Linked DNA regions of Homo sapiens: region 1 is linked to region 2. A link is a contact called in ENCODE Hi-C or POLR2A ChIA-PET data. All regions are on one chromosome and are shown on one strand. Each heading gives the region's core, a stretch centred on a gene start or an enhancer-like site at or near the end of the contact. The rest is flanking DNA. Distances are from core to core; before and after follow the strand shown.

Region 1 (6,676 bases), core at 2,650-5,149, 170 kb before region 2:
CCCGGCTACTTCACGTTCTCTATGTTTGCAGCTGTTCTTTGGTGGCAGAAAAAGATGATTTTTCTTCCCCCCACTCCCATTCCCTTTTGTTAGTTTCTCTCCCTGAACCACATTTTGAGCTGAGTGAAGGTCTCAGGTTGGCCTTTAGAGGGAGTCAATCCTCTGATAGCATCAGGTACCGGAGAGGCGGAAATGAGGGTGTTAGGCCCTGGAGAGCAGGTGCCACCGGCTTGCCTCCCACTGGGAAAGACATTTCTGTATCTTTGGCCCATGAATTATATTCTCTTCTCAAGCAGCTCCAAATGAGCATTTAGGGCTTTATCTATCTCCCATATGCATGATTGACTGGGAGGTAGGACGGCGGCCCTGGGTGTGGTCTTGGCTCACCTGCTCACCAGCTGGGTGACTGGGTCTCACTGCCACCCAACACTCACCCAGCCCCCTCCTGGGGCATTGGAGGGATTAGGGGTGGAGACATGGGTAAGAGAGTGAGCATGCAGGTGCCTGGGGAAGCACTTTCTGAAGGCACGTGGTTTGTCCTTGCCATCTCTTTGATTTTACAGTTGGCAAGAATTTCCAAGGCATCTCATCAACAACTTCTGATAAATGAGGAAGTGGAGGCTGAATTATAGTTCCACAGCATCGGGAGCCAGAAGCGAGGTGGGAATCCAAGTCTTCCGGATTCCCAGCTCCGTGATTCGTGCCTGTCACAAATTTGGGACCAAAAGCCACCTGTCTGTGGGATTAACAACAGTCGAGGCTATGACTGACATCGTGCCCTAGCGAGTGCACAGGTCTGGCCAGCTGGGCGGCTGGACCTGGCTCTCTCGCCTTGGGTCCGTTCAGCCCATTTTGTGGATGGATCAGGTGAAGTGTGGCTCCTGGGGCTGCTGGCTGCTTTCCAGTGTGCGGTTGCCAAGCATGTGAATGAGGCTTTCCTGAGCCACAGCTTCCATGGCGCATGCCGGAGGAACCCTCGCATGGAACCTAAGGGCGCCAGAGGCGGAGTTGGAGGCGTGGTATTGGGGGATCCTGGGGATGCGTGTTGGGGGCTGGGTGGGTGCTAGGAGAGAGGAAAGAACTGGACCCACCTGGAAGACCAGCCAGGTGTGGGTCAGAAGCTATAAACATGAGAGGGCTCGAGGAATTCTCATAGTGCTTTCTGGAGCCGGGGAAAAGAGGGCTGGCCAGGAGGCCCCCACGTTTCTCTCCACCATCCTGCAGTCTTCATTTTCCCTCCAAATGGGAGGGTTCCCCGCAGCTGGCCAGCCCGCCGTGGCACAGACTGTGTTTCTCTTCTTTGAGTGCCACACGAAAAACACTGAATAGATGCCGACAGGCAAGTTGGAAGGTACAAGGGAGTCCTGGGATTATTTTTTTGAAGGCATTTTAAAGGGTAGATGGCTTCCTTTCTGCTCTGTGCCTGTCCCCAGCTCAGCCCTCCACAGGGGGACCCAGGCCCGTCCCCTTTCCTCCTCCCTTCCCCCCTCCCGCAGCTTGTGTTCAGGGCTCCCTCCCAGAGCGCCTCACCCTCTCTCCCCCTTTGCGCCCAGGCCCAGCTCCAACAGGCTTCTCTCCCGGAGAGGTCTGTCAACGGGGTGGCCCACCACCTTGCTCCCCATGTCCACCAGCCCTGCCCACCCACCCAGCCTTCCTCAGTCCCAATCTGCCTGGATTTCCCTGCAGAGCCAAAAGCCAGAACAAGTCGAGGCCGCTGCTGTTGCCCGACACACACCGTTGTCCCCAGCTCCACCCCAGAACAGCCCAAATTCCCCAGATTGCTGTGAAGAGAGTCAGCCTGTGCTCAGAGGCATTGAGCAACTCGGAGCCTCCCAGGGTCCCTGACCCTGCACCCGGGAACAGCCAAGCGGCCTGAGCATCCAGGGTCAGATCGGAAGGCGTTTAAGGGAGGATGGCTTCTTCCTTTTGGGGTGTAGTGGGAAAATGTTGTTGGTGGGCAAAGGTCTCTCCACATTGCCCATCCTTGGGGTGGGGGGTGGGTTTCAGTTTGGGCTCATGATGTCTGGTTGCTGTTTTGTTTAGGGTGTGGGAGTCAAATGCTGGAGGGTGGCGTTTGCAGATGGTGCGAACCTTTCACCTCTGAGTTGAAGGGAAGAGGGAAGCAGCTGCCCTGGCAGCAGGAAACAGAGTCCGGCCTCGAGCTGACACCTCCAGCTGGCCGGGGAGGAAGTCACCAGGCAGTTGCTATGTCTTTGATGTTGGGGCTGCCTTTTCTCCTCTCGCTGACCACCAGACAGCTGGGTGGGCTGAGAAGGAGGTGCCCGGCACACACGTCTGTTTCCTGGAAAGCTGTGGCCACAAAGGTCACTCCATGGACTCTGAGCAGGGGCCACAGGGGCTTCTGGATGGAGACCTGGGATTTGGCCACACATTGCATCCCCAGACTTTGCTGGATATTCCCAACCGCTCTGAGTGAATTCCAGGGAGGCATCCCCTGAAGCAGGAGTCCCACCCCGCTGACATGCTTGACAATTCACCACAAACCCAAGTACAGGTGACCCAGGAGAAGAAGGCTGCCGAGCGAATGTCCTGCATGCATTTAAAGAGTTAATAAGGGAGGGCCAAGGAGCCTGATTTAAAACAGAATAGGAAAGTCTTTTAAAATATCTTTTTTTAAAAAAAGTAAAATACCTTTAAAAATCTTTAAAACATGTATCTTTTTCTTATTATAAAAGATTAAATGTTTGTTGTAGAAAATCTGGAAATGACAAAAAAGTATAGAAAACATGAAAATTCATCTTGAATCACCCAAGAAACTGCGAACCCGTGTTAACATTATGATCTACTCTTGATACACACAAACACACACCAGCACGGGTATTTTCACACTCGACCAAGACCGTCCTACAAATACAACACTTATCTTTCTTAATTTCTCTTAAAATTCCATAACAAGCATTTTCCCATGTCTTCAAAACATGAATTTTTACAACTACCTATCATTCTTTGCAACGGCTAAGCAATTTATTTAACAACCTCCTTATAGGTTATGTATAGCACTTAATTTAAACCAATTAAAATGTACAAGTGTGCCTTATGGAATAGAATAAGAAACCTGCCACCCTGAGCCTCCATTTTCCCCATCTCGAAAGTGGGAGAACTCTGCCTCAGCTCAGGTGGCTGGTGTGCTCTTTAATTAAGATTTAGGAAAGGCCTTGCCATTTGTGGGTGAAGGATTGCTACCTCAGTCAAAGGTTTGGCGTAGTCATCCTTAATTATTATGATGTGCTCATTATGGGCAATTAGCACATTGCAGGACAACAGAGAGGAATTTATTTGGGAGTTGATCTGTGTTGTTGTCCTGGGTGAGCCAGGGTGCTGGAGGTTCAGGAGGCCTGTGGTTGGCTCCTGACTGCAGAGACAAAAATCAGCCAGCAGCATCCAGGCCTCAGTGGGCTGAGATAATCGCTGATGCCAGGCTGATCCTGAGGGTGGGAAGGAGAAATGCCACCTGGTAGGGCAGGGAAAGTGGGTCTTTCATGGGTGCCAAGTGCCAGCTCTCCATTTTCCTTTGCCTTCCTGATTTTAATCTTCTGGAATACATATACAATTCACCAGGATTTCTGTCTTCATATTGGTTCATTGAGTGTTTGTACAGATTGTCTTAATGGCCCATGAGCTATGGTGTTTGTCTTTGGACTCTCCAGAAGTTTTCACATGTGACTTTTTTTTTTTCCTTTGAGACGGGATTTCACTGTATGACCCAGGCTAGAGTGCAGTGGTGTGATCACAGCTCACTGCAGCCTCGACCTCCTGTGCTCAAGCAATCCTCCTGTCTCAGCCTCCTGAGTAGCTGGAACCACAGGAGCACACCACCATGCTTGGCTAATTTTTGTATTTTTTTGTAGAGATGGGGCCTTGCCGTGTTGCCCAAGCTGGTCTCAAACTCCTAAACTCAAGCGATCCACCCCCGCCTGGGCCTCCCAAAGTGCTGGGATTACAGGTGTGAGTTGCCCCACCCAGCCGTGATTAATTTGGGCTTTCAACACCCTAAAATGGGAGAAGGTGGTAGCATAGAGTGTGTATGACTGATTGTATTTACATTTGTTGCAATTTGAAGAAATGTAGTTAGAAGTCCATCTGCAGAGAGATTATGACCATCGCTTCTGTCTGACCAAGGTCTGTTTTCCTGATCGGTGAGTACAGTTATGTAAAAGGTAAAGGGGTAGACTGTTTGCAGCAGGCACTGTCCTGGAACGTGCAGGCCACGTGGTCACCTTGCATGTGAGAGCAAGGTCTGCAGCTACAGTCCCTGAGGGAATTCTCAATGCTCTAGCACACTTTCTGGAATGTTCAGTGTCTTGCAAATAGCCTAACAGCAATTTCAGAAGCACCCAGAGATGCTTAGGAGCAGTAATGATGATTTGACAGGCTTTATTCCTAACACTCTTTTTTATTTTCATTTTATTTCTTCATTTATTTGAGATGGAATCTCGCTCTGTTGCCTCAGTTGGAGTGCAGTGGTGCGATCTCCGCTCACTGCAGCCTCCACCTCCCAGATTCAAGTGATTCTCCTGCCTCAACCTCCTGAGTAGCTGGGATTACAGGCACCCACCACCACGCCTAGCTAATTTTTTTGTATTTTTAGTAGAGACAGGGTTTCGCCATATTGTCCAGACTGATCTCGAACTCCTGGGCTCAAGCGAGCCACCTGTCTCCGTCTCCCAAAGTGCTGGGGTTACAGGCATGAGCCACCCTGCCTGGCCCCTAACACTTTTGATTGTGGAGGTACAGGGTAGTGGGGGAAGAATTGTTTAGTGCATTCTTGAGTAACCCCTAGTTCTCAGCTAGTCTGGGGAAAGATTCACATCCAGAAAGCTGAGGGTTCAGATTATTGACTGGTCCAGATGTAGGCTGCAGAAGATAGCTGGGGAGGCATCCCCCATAGACAATTTCCATGGCATCCAGGAATGGCTCGTTCCAAGGCTGGGATGACCCACTGAGTTATTGTCAGACTTTGGAAAAAAATGAATTGGGATGGCTTCAAACCCTCCAGGAAAAAAGGGAGGGGAAGATGCAGGGCATCCCACATCATCCCACATCCTCCTTCTTGATCGAGATAAAATATTTGAACGCTTGACCGCATTGCACAGTTTTAACTGGTCTAAGTGCTTCTGCAGATTTTGAGCTGAATGATACAAGCACAGCGCTACTCAGATTTGAAATACTGAGATCTTTTCTATTTCTCACCTCTAGGCTTTGTGAATACATGCGAGCATGCCTTCATTTTACTAAAACATCTCAGATTGAGATGTTGAATGCACCATAGTTATTATTATTTATTTAATCTCTGGAGATGGTGGGCTAACAGAACACTCAAATCTTACAGGAGTTTCTCATCTCATTTTCTAGGTTGGATGCCTCAGCGTGCATTCCCAGGACTTTATGAGATGATCCACTGAAGGATTTCAGCAAGAACATTCTGGAGTGTCAACTGATACGTTTTTCAGTCTCAGCTTGCTCACTGTTTGAGTAGTGTCACATGTACATGCGTGTTATTAGAGGCGAATGCACGTTTTTGTTACTGAGAGAGTGGCCCTAGAGCAGATGCCAGCGAACTGCAGCCCACAGCCCGAATCTAGCCTGCCGCCTCTTTTCATGTGGCTCACAAGCTAGTCATAGTATTATATTTTAATAGTGTGGGAAAACATCAGAAGAAGAACAATATTTTGTGGAACATGAAAATTATATGTTTACATTTTAGCATCCATAAACGTGGTTTCATTAGAACACACTTCTATGGTTTGAATGTCCTCTCCAAAACTCATGTTGAAACTTAGTCTCTAACGTCACTATATTAAGAGATAGGGCCTTTAAGAAGTGATGGGGGCATGGGAACTCTGCCCTCATGAATGGATTAATCTATTCATGGATTAATGGATTAATGCATTAATGGATTGGTGGTTTATCATCGCAAGGAAACTGGCAGTTTTGTAAGAAGAGGAAGGGAGACAGTGGCAGGGAAACTGGCGGCTTTGTAGCAAGAGGAAGTGAGACTTGAGTCCTCTCACCACAGGTTGCCCTGCACCAACCACCACAGGACTCTGTAGAGAGTCCTGGCTAGCAAGAGGATCTTCACCAGATGTGGCCTCTTGACCTGAGACTTCTCAGCCTCCATAACTGTAAGAAATAAATTCCTTTTCTTTATAAATGACCCAGTTTTAGGCATTCTGTTTTAAGCAACAGAAAATTAACTAAGACAATGCTCATGCCCATTCACTACATATTATCCACGGCTGTTGCCTGCATTTTGATGGCAGAGTTGAGCAGTTGCAACAAAGACCAAATGGGCCAGTAAAAGCCGAAAATATTTACTATGTGGTTCTTACAGAAAACACTTGCCAACCCCTGCCCTAATCACTGGCTTCATTTCCTGGGACAATGTTTCTGTACTTATCCAACTTTGTGGATAGCATTTTTTTTTTTTTGAGATGGAGTCTCGCTCAGTCACCCAGGCTGGAGTGCAGTGGCACGATCTTGGCTCGCTGCAACCTCCACCTCCCAGGTTGAAGAAATTCTCTGCTCAGCCTCCCAAGTAGCTGGAATTACAGGCGCTCACCACCATGCCCTGCTAATTTTTGTATTTTTAGTAGAGACGGTGTTTCACCATCTTGGCCAGGCTGGTCTTGAACTCCTGACCTTGTGATTCACCCAC
Region 2 (7,168 bases), core at 2,229-4,728:
GACCCTCCTCTGAAGCCCCTCTCTCCTTTGTGTTTGGTCAAGGTTAGCAGATGGGGAGAGGACTGAAGAGTCTCCCCAAAGGTCTAAACTGAGAGACCTGGATTTTCAATGTAACAATCCAGGAGAAATAAGTAGATGGAGTCTAAAATTTCTGGTGGAGTCTACAATTTCATGGATTTTCTATGAAGCTGGTTTGTCCCTGTTCAGCAAGTGTCCTGAGTGAGGGTGACTCTGCTTTGGGTATGACAGGTTGACCCAAGCTCCTTCCCTCATGCCTCCCAAGGTGGCCCTGGGAACAGTCTCCAATCCACTGAGCCGTCTTCAGAAGTGCATGTCTACTACAAGGGGATGGGGCCTTCTTTCGGCTCATATTTGCCACCTTTTGCTTATTAAGCTACTTCTCTCTCCTAGAATCCCTCTGGCAGACCGAGACTCACAGCCTCTTGTTCATCCTCTGGGACTTTGCCATGAGCAACTCGCTCATGGTCCCTTTACCCAGAATGAAATTAGAGAACTGTCCGCCAAGGCCAGCCCTGGGGTCTTGAGAGATTGCCTAGCTCAGGCAGTAGGGGCCCCATGGATGTAGAGGACCAAGGCTCCGACTGGCCAGGTGGTGAGGGCCGGGGTGGAGGTCTAGGTCAGCCAACGCCTGAAGCGATAGTTGTGATAATTTCCTTCTTTCCTTCCTTCCTTCTCTCTCTCTTTCTTTCTTTCTCTCTTTTTTTTGAGACAGAGTCTTGTTCTGTTGCCCAGGCTGGAGTGGAGTGGCATTATCATATCTCATTGGAGCCTCAAATGCCTGGGCTCAAGCAATCCCCCTACTTCAGCCTCCCCAATAGCTGGGACCACAGGCATGCACCACCATGCCAAGCTATTTTTTTTTTTTCCTAGAGATAGGATCTCGCCATGTTGCCAAGGCTAGTCTGAAACTCCTGGCCTCAAGCAATCCTCCTGCCTTGGCCTCCCAAAGCGTTGGGATTACAGGCATGAGGCACTGCACGTGGCCTCTTTTTTTAAAAACAAAACAAAACTGGGCTTTATTTTTTAGAGCAGTGATAGGTTTAAAGAAAAATTGTGCAGAGATATTACATAGACCCTTGACTCCTCCCACAGTGTCCCCTATTATTATCAGCATTTTGCATTGTTGCAGTACGTTTGCTAAAATGGATGAAAGTACTGGTACATTATTATCCATGAAAGTCCATAGTTTACGTGAGGGTTCACTCCATGTGTTGTTCAGTTCTAGCAGTTTTGACAAATGCATAATGTCAGGCACGCACGATTACAGTAAAGCATAGAAGAGTTCCACTGCCCTAAAATTCCTCCTGGCTCCACTTGCTCACGCCGCCCTTCTTGCCCCTTTGCCCTGATACTTTTTCTGTAGTCCACATTGTCTGATATAAATACAGATATTCCAGCATTAACATGGTATATCTATCTCTATCTCTTTACTTGTATTCTAATTGTGTCTTTATAGTTAAAGTGAGTTTCTTGTAGACAACATACAGTTAGGTCTGGTTTTTTTAATCCACCCAGCTAGCGTCTGTCTTGTAATTCACATATTTAGAACATTGACATATAAACTAATTATTAATATATTTGATATAATATCAACCATATTTATTACTGTTTCTATGTGTTTCCCTTGTTCTGTTTCTTTTTCCTCTTACACTTTTTTCTCCTTTTCTGATTTTCCTTGAGAATTTTATATGATTCCATTTTATTTCCTCTTTCATTATATATCAGTTATACTTCTTTACAATTTTTTTAGTAGTTGCCTGTGATTTTGCAATATACACTTAAAACTGATCCAAGTCCATTTTCAAATAACACAATACCACTTCATGTGTAGTGAGAATATGTTATCACAGAGTATTCACAATTCTTTTCCTCATCTCTTATAACATTTTTGTCATTCATTTCACTAATTTATAAACTATAATCACCCAATACATGTTTACTATTATTATCTTGAAGAAAATGATAAACTGTTAGATTAGCATAAAATATGAAAAAGAAATTATTCATTTTAGCCTTCGTTTCTTTCTTCTTGAATGCTCTTCATTCCTTTTAGTAGACCTGAGTTTTTCACCTATGTCATTTTCCCTTCTTTTTCAAGGAAGTCCTACTGGCAGCAAACCCCTTCCGTTTTTCTTTCTCTGCAAAAGTATTTGCCATTCACTTTTGAAGGATAATTTCACTGGATACAGAATTCTATCTATAGCTAGTGGTGTTTTCTTTCTTTCAGCCCTTTAAATATTTCACTCCACACTCTCTTTTTACTTGCATGGTTTTCGAGGAGAAGTCTGATGTAGTCTTATGCTTGATCCTCCATACGTAAGGTAGGTTTTTTTTCCACCTCTGAATTCTTTCATTATTTTCTCTGCATCTTTGATTTTCTGCAATTTGAATATATACTATATACCTAGGTATACGTTTTAAAATATCCATCCTGCTTGGTGTTCTCTTTAGTTTCCTGAATCTGTGGTTTGGTGTCTCATTAATTTTGGAAAATTCTCAGTCATTATTACTTCAAATATTTTTTCTGTTCTTTTCTCCCTTTCTTCTTTTTTGGTATTCCCATTACATATATGTTACACCTTTTGTAATTGTCCTGCCATTTTTAAACATGGTGCTCCATTTTTTTTTCAGTCTTTCTTCCCTTTGTCTTTCAGTTTGAGAAGTTTCTATTCATATATCTTCAAGCTCACTGACATATAGCTTATATTGTGTTCCAGTTACTACAAAAGAGCACTGCGGATGTGCTGGGCAGAAATGGGGGAGGCGAATCATTCTATATAGAGTCCAATGATTAGGTTTCAGGTTTTTAGTGAGCCTGTGTCCCTGGGCTGTGACCTTCACCTGGGAGTCTCAGTTATTATCCCATCTTATATTAGGTAATACAGGAAAGCTAGCTGAGATGGGACTGGGATGTTTCCTTTTCCCTGGGTGTTAGGATGAAGGAAGCTGAAGTACAGCATTTCCCTCCACAAAGATGAGGTGGTGCTTCTCCACCTGTCCACTAAGATAATGGAGGTGGTGGAGCCTGGTAGACCACAAGTAGGGTGGTGGCACAGATGTGATGTCCCCTGCCCAAGATGGAATCAGAGAGCCAGCCTGGGATCCCACCTCCATCACTTCCCAGCTTTGTGATCCTGAGCAAATTAGTTATTGTCACTGCAGTGTCATTTCCTCATCTTAAAAGAAGGTAATAACAGTCATCCCATAGCACACTTATGAGAGTTAAATCAAATGATGCAAGGGAAATGCCTGCAACACTGCCTGGCAGATAACAGAGTCTCAACAGATGGTAGAGGTCATTCTGAAGAGAATGCCATTTGACCTAACTGGGGTGACGAAGGCAGTTAAGAGTAGGCGAGAGGAGTGGTAGGGCTTGGGGAAAGCAGGTCAGGCAGCTGGTGGGATTTGCAGAGCTGAGGAGAGCCTTCCAGGTGCATTTAGTTGCTGACGGAGTCTGGCCCAAGCCCAGGCCACAGGCACAGTCCCAGGAGACATGCTCATGAGCTGTCATCTCAGTCCAGCCGCTGACTCACCCCACAGGCGGGCACCCAGGGAGCAGGTGCTGCAGCTGTTGCGTCATTAGACCTCTGAGGCTGTAAGAGCTGACCATCTTCTGGCTGATGGAGTAACTTGCCCACAGGTGGGGATGGGAGGGATGAAGGCCCAGCCTCTCTTGTGTGTCTGGGATGAGAGGGACAGTATCCTCACCTTGGTCTAGACTTTGTCGTTCAAAAGGTAAGCTGGGGAGCAGCAGGCTCAACATCACCTGGGCGCGTGTTACAGATGCAAACCTCTGGTCTAGTCCCAAACTTGCTGAGTCTTAATCTGCATTTGGCAAGCTCTCAAAGTGATTCCTTTGTATGTAAAAGTCTAAGAAGCACTGGCTAGCATCTTTCTGGTTCACATGCACGTTAAAGCTTGAGAAGTGTTGGCCTAGGGATCTTCGTGGATTCCAAATAGAAGTCAGAATACCAATAACCAGTATTAATTTCTGATTGTAATATCAGCAGCTGAAGGATCAAGGTGTTTGGAACCCAGGAATCACAATCAGACTTTTTCAGGCCGCAAATGGATTGATAAAACAATGGAGGTCTCTCTGATAAGGTAACATTTCAGCTGAGCATGGAAGTAAGTGAAGACATGATCATAGGAGTATCTGGGGATCGAGCAGCAAGTGCAAAGGCCCTGGGGCTGGAACACACTCAGTGTGTGTGAGAAATGGCAAGGGGTTCAGTGTGCCTGATGCAGATTAAGCAAAGAGGCCAGGAGTAGGAGGTGATATGGAAAGATTGTGTTGACTCTGCAGTTCATGGTAAGGCCTTAGGATATTGTCATGAGTGAAATGGGAAGCTGTCGGAAGGTTTAGAATGAAGGGGTCATATTATCTGACTTTTGTTTTAACAGGAATCTCTCCAGCTGAGTCTAATTTCTGAGAGTAGACTGAAGAGGACACAGCAGGGCAGTCTAGTCAGAGGTGCCTGCAGGAATCCCAGACGAATGGTAGGGAAGGTAGTGAAGGAGGTGAAGAGATGAGCTTTGAGCCTGGTCCTGTTTAGAGCAGAGCTGGCAGGACTTGCTAGGGATGGGTGCATGCTGTGGGAGAAAGAGAAGCTCCTGGGTTGGCTCTGTGCACCTCTGTGACTCAGCTTTCCTGGAAGGTGCTTTGCGTTTTTCCTTCAGTATCTGACAGGCATGGGCAGAAGAGTCTTTGTTTTTTGGGGGGCTTTTTTGTTTGTTTGTTTGTTTGTTTGTTTGGTGATGGAATTTCACTCTTGTCACCCAGGCTGGAGCACAGTGGCCTGATCTCGGCTCACTGCAACCTCTGCCTCCCGGGTTCAAGTGATTTTCATGCCTCAGGCTCCCAAGTAGCTGGGATTAAAGGCGCCCAACACCACTCCCAGCTAATTTTTGTATTTTTTAGTAGAGACGGGGTTTCACCATGTTGGCCAGGCTGGTCTTGAACTCCTGACCTCAGGTGGTCCACTCACCTCGGACTCCCAAAGTGCTGGGATTACAGGCGTGAACAACCATGCCCAGCCCAGGCAGAAGAGGCTTAAACATGGCCGGTGGTACATGTACTTTCATTACTTTTCTGCCCACCCCCCCTAAAATGTCAGTAAAAGCATGAAAACAGGGAACCTTACAGGATGAGGAGCCCAGGACTGGGGATTAAATAAGATGAATGACAATGTGAGTTATGTCTGAAGAGGAAAGCAGACACAGCCATGGGTGGGAGGTGACTTAGCAGAGGGAAGGAAGCTGGCTACCGAGTGTCTGCAGTCAGAGGTGCAGGCAGAAGACCTTGAGGATCCACCCGAGAGGCTCCGGAATCAGACTCCAGGCCCTCTGAAAGGTTGGGATGAGATGGGGTTGGCAAGAGGTGGGTTATTGAATGCTGTCCAAGGGTTGTTAGATCTGCTGCTCAGGCAGACACTAGCTCCTTGATCCCACGAGAGACTCGAGGGTGATCCTCTGGGAAATCGAGGCAGCTGGCACTCCAGTGCAGGGTGAGGTGGGGATATGAATTGTGCACACTGAATGGTGGACTTCTGGCCCCTTCCCCATCCCTGCTCCAGGGCAGCCATAGCCAAACCTATAACCAGCAAGCAGGAAAACAGATGACCTCTGAGGACAACATCACCCAGAGGACAGGCTCCAGATGCTAACAATGTGGGCTCCTCTGAACATGTACTTCGCCTCTCACTGCACAGGCAAATCCTGCCCCAGCACACCAGTTTCTGATAAATATTTTAGTGTCTCACTCTTAACTATGAATAGATAGCCAAGGATCACCAGACAGGAAGCCCTCTAACACAGACAAACAGAAACTAAAGACAAGACAGAAAGGATCTCAGAGAAAACAGGCAATTCAGGGAGCAGAGGGAAACTTTCTGGACAAACCCACAATTAAAACCTTCTAGGACTTAAGAGGAGCTGTATACTTGTGATTCAAGATCAGGCTCCTAGCAGGAACATTCATAGCTCCAGGATTAGGGGCAGGAAAGAGGACAGAGCTGAAACAAAATTCTACAGGAGGATTAGAAGATAACAATGAGAATTTTTGCCAAAAAAAAAATACCGCAAAAGGCCGAAGAACCAACAATAGGAGAGGAGAGATGAAAAGACAAGAGAAGAAAGTTGAACTCCTGACAAACAGGAATTCCAAAAGAGAGAAAAGGAAAAAAATATATAGAGAATAAGTTATTTTTTAAAATGCAAGAAAATTCCCTAGAGCTAAGTGGCATAAATCTCCTGATAGATGCTCAGGCCAAGGCAAATCATCATGGAATATCACTGCAGCAGAGATAAAGAGAAGGCCTTAGAAGCTTCTAGAGGAACACAGAGGCCACTTAGCAAATATCAGCAATCAGGAGGCCCTTAGAATTCTCAACAGCAACACAGGGAGCTAGAAGACAAGGGCCTTCAAAATTCTGGAAGGGCAACAAATTTCTAATGTGGAATTCTTGGCTTATGAAACTACTGATCAATTTTGAAAATGAAATACAGGCATTTTCAAGCACTCAAGATCTCAAGAAACGTTTCTTGTCTGCACCCTTTCTCAGGCAGTTACTGGGCACATGCTCGTCCAAGATAAGAGAAAACCAAGAAAGAGGAGTCTCAGCAGCGAAACCAGTGAAGCAGAGCAGGACAGAAGGGATTGTCAGGCTGGCAGCCATGCAGGGGACCCAGGGAGCCATCAGTCCAGGTGGAAGCTGGGAGACCAGGGTTTCCCGGAGGCATTCCTCCAGGAAAAACATGAACTGAATTTTTTTTTTGATATATAAGCTGTGCGGAAAATAGAATTGAGAAAGCGTTTTACAAGTAAATTGTGGCTGTTGAAAATTAGCCAGAGGTGCATCGGGGAAAATCCAAAGTAATTATAAGCTTGAAAACATACACATGTACGAGACAGAAATGCAATCTTATTTCTTGATGTGGCTCAGTGGAAAATATTTACATAATCATAGTATTGACTTCCTGAAGACCCAGATAAACAACATTGGGAAGATGAAGAAAGAGAAGCGAATGTTTGTTGGGGCAACAGGGTGGTAATTTGGGGGAGTATTAAAGAGCTGTATTGGCTTCCTGTTGCTTCTGTAACTCATTACCGGACATTCAGTGGCTTAAGACAACACAACTGTGACCT

What was found. Hi-C counts contacts between places; a loop is a spot of excess contacts on that map. ChIA-PET counts read pairs that join two places held with the same protein, here RNA polymerase II (POLR2A). Pooled maps may share reads with other maps.
Region 1: a loop to region 2 is called in a pooled map, with 6 times the contacts of the local background. The contact joins the promoter of LINC02940 here to the enhancer-like site in region 2. A Hi-C loop is called at or near these places in 1 of 168 maps with a recorded cell type or tissue (OCI-LY7), 4 of 37 single-sample maps with no recorded cell type and 6 of 50 pooled maps. POLR2A ChIA-PET finds 5 or more read pairs at or near these places in 1 of 52 experiments (MCF 10A).

The regions. Positions count from the first base shown.
Region 1 is chr21:39,016,479-39,023,154 of GRCh38, reverse strand. LINC02940 (long intergenic non-protein coding RNA 2940) reads left to right here and starts at 3,899. Exons shown (of 7, transcript XR_007067867.1): 1 at 3,899-4,157; 2 at 5,374-6,676. RefSeq lists enhancers at 764-1,264, 5,895-5,964.
Region 2 is chr21:38,849,946-38,857,113 of GRCh38, reverse strand. No RefSeq gene overlaps it. Among named protein-coding and RNA genes, the nearest start is that of ETS2, 48 kb to the right of the region's middle. Within about 2 kb of position 3,478, at least 5 of the 41 ENCODE cell types and tissues checked have a DNase peak (open chromatin) inside an H3K27ac peak, as active enhancers do.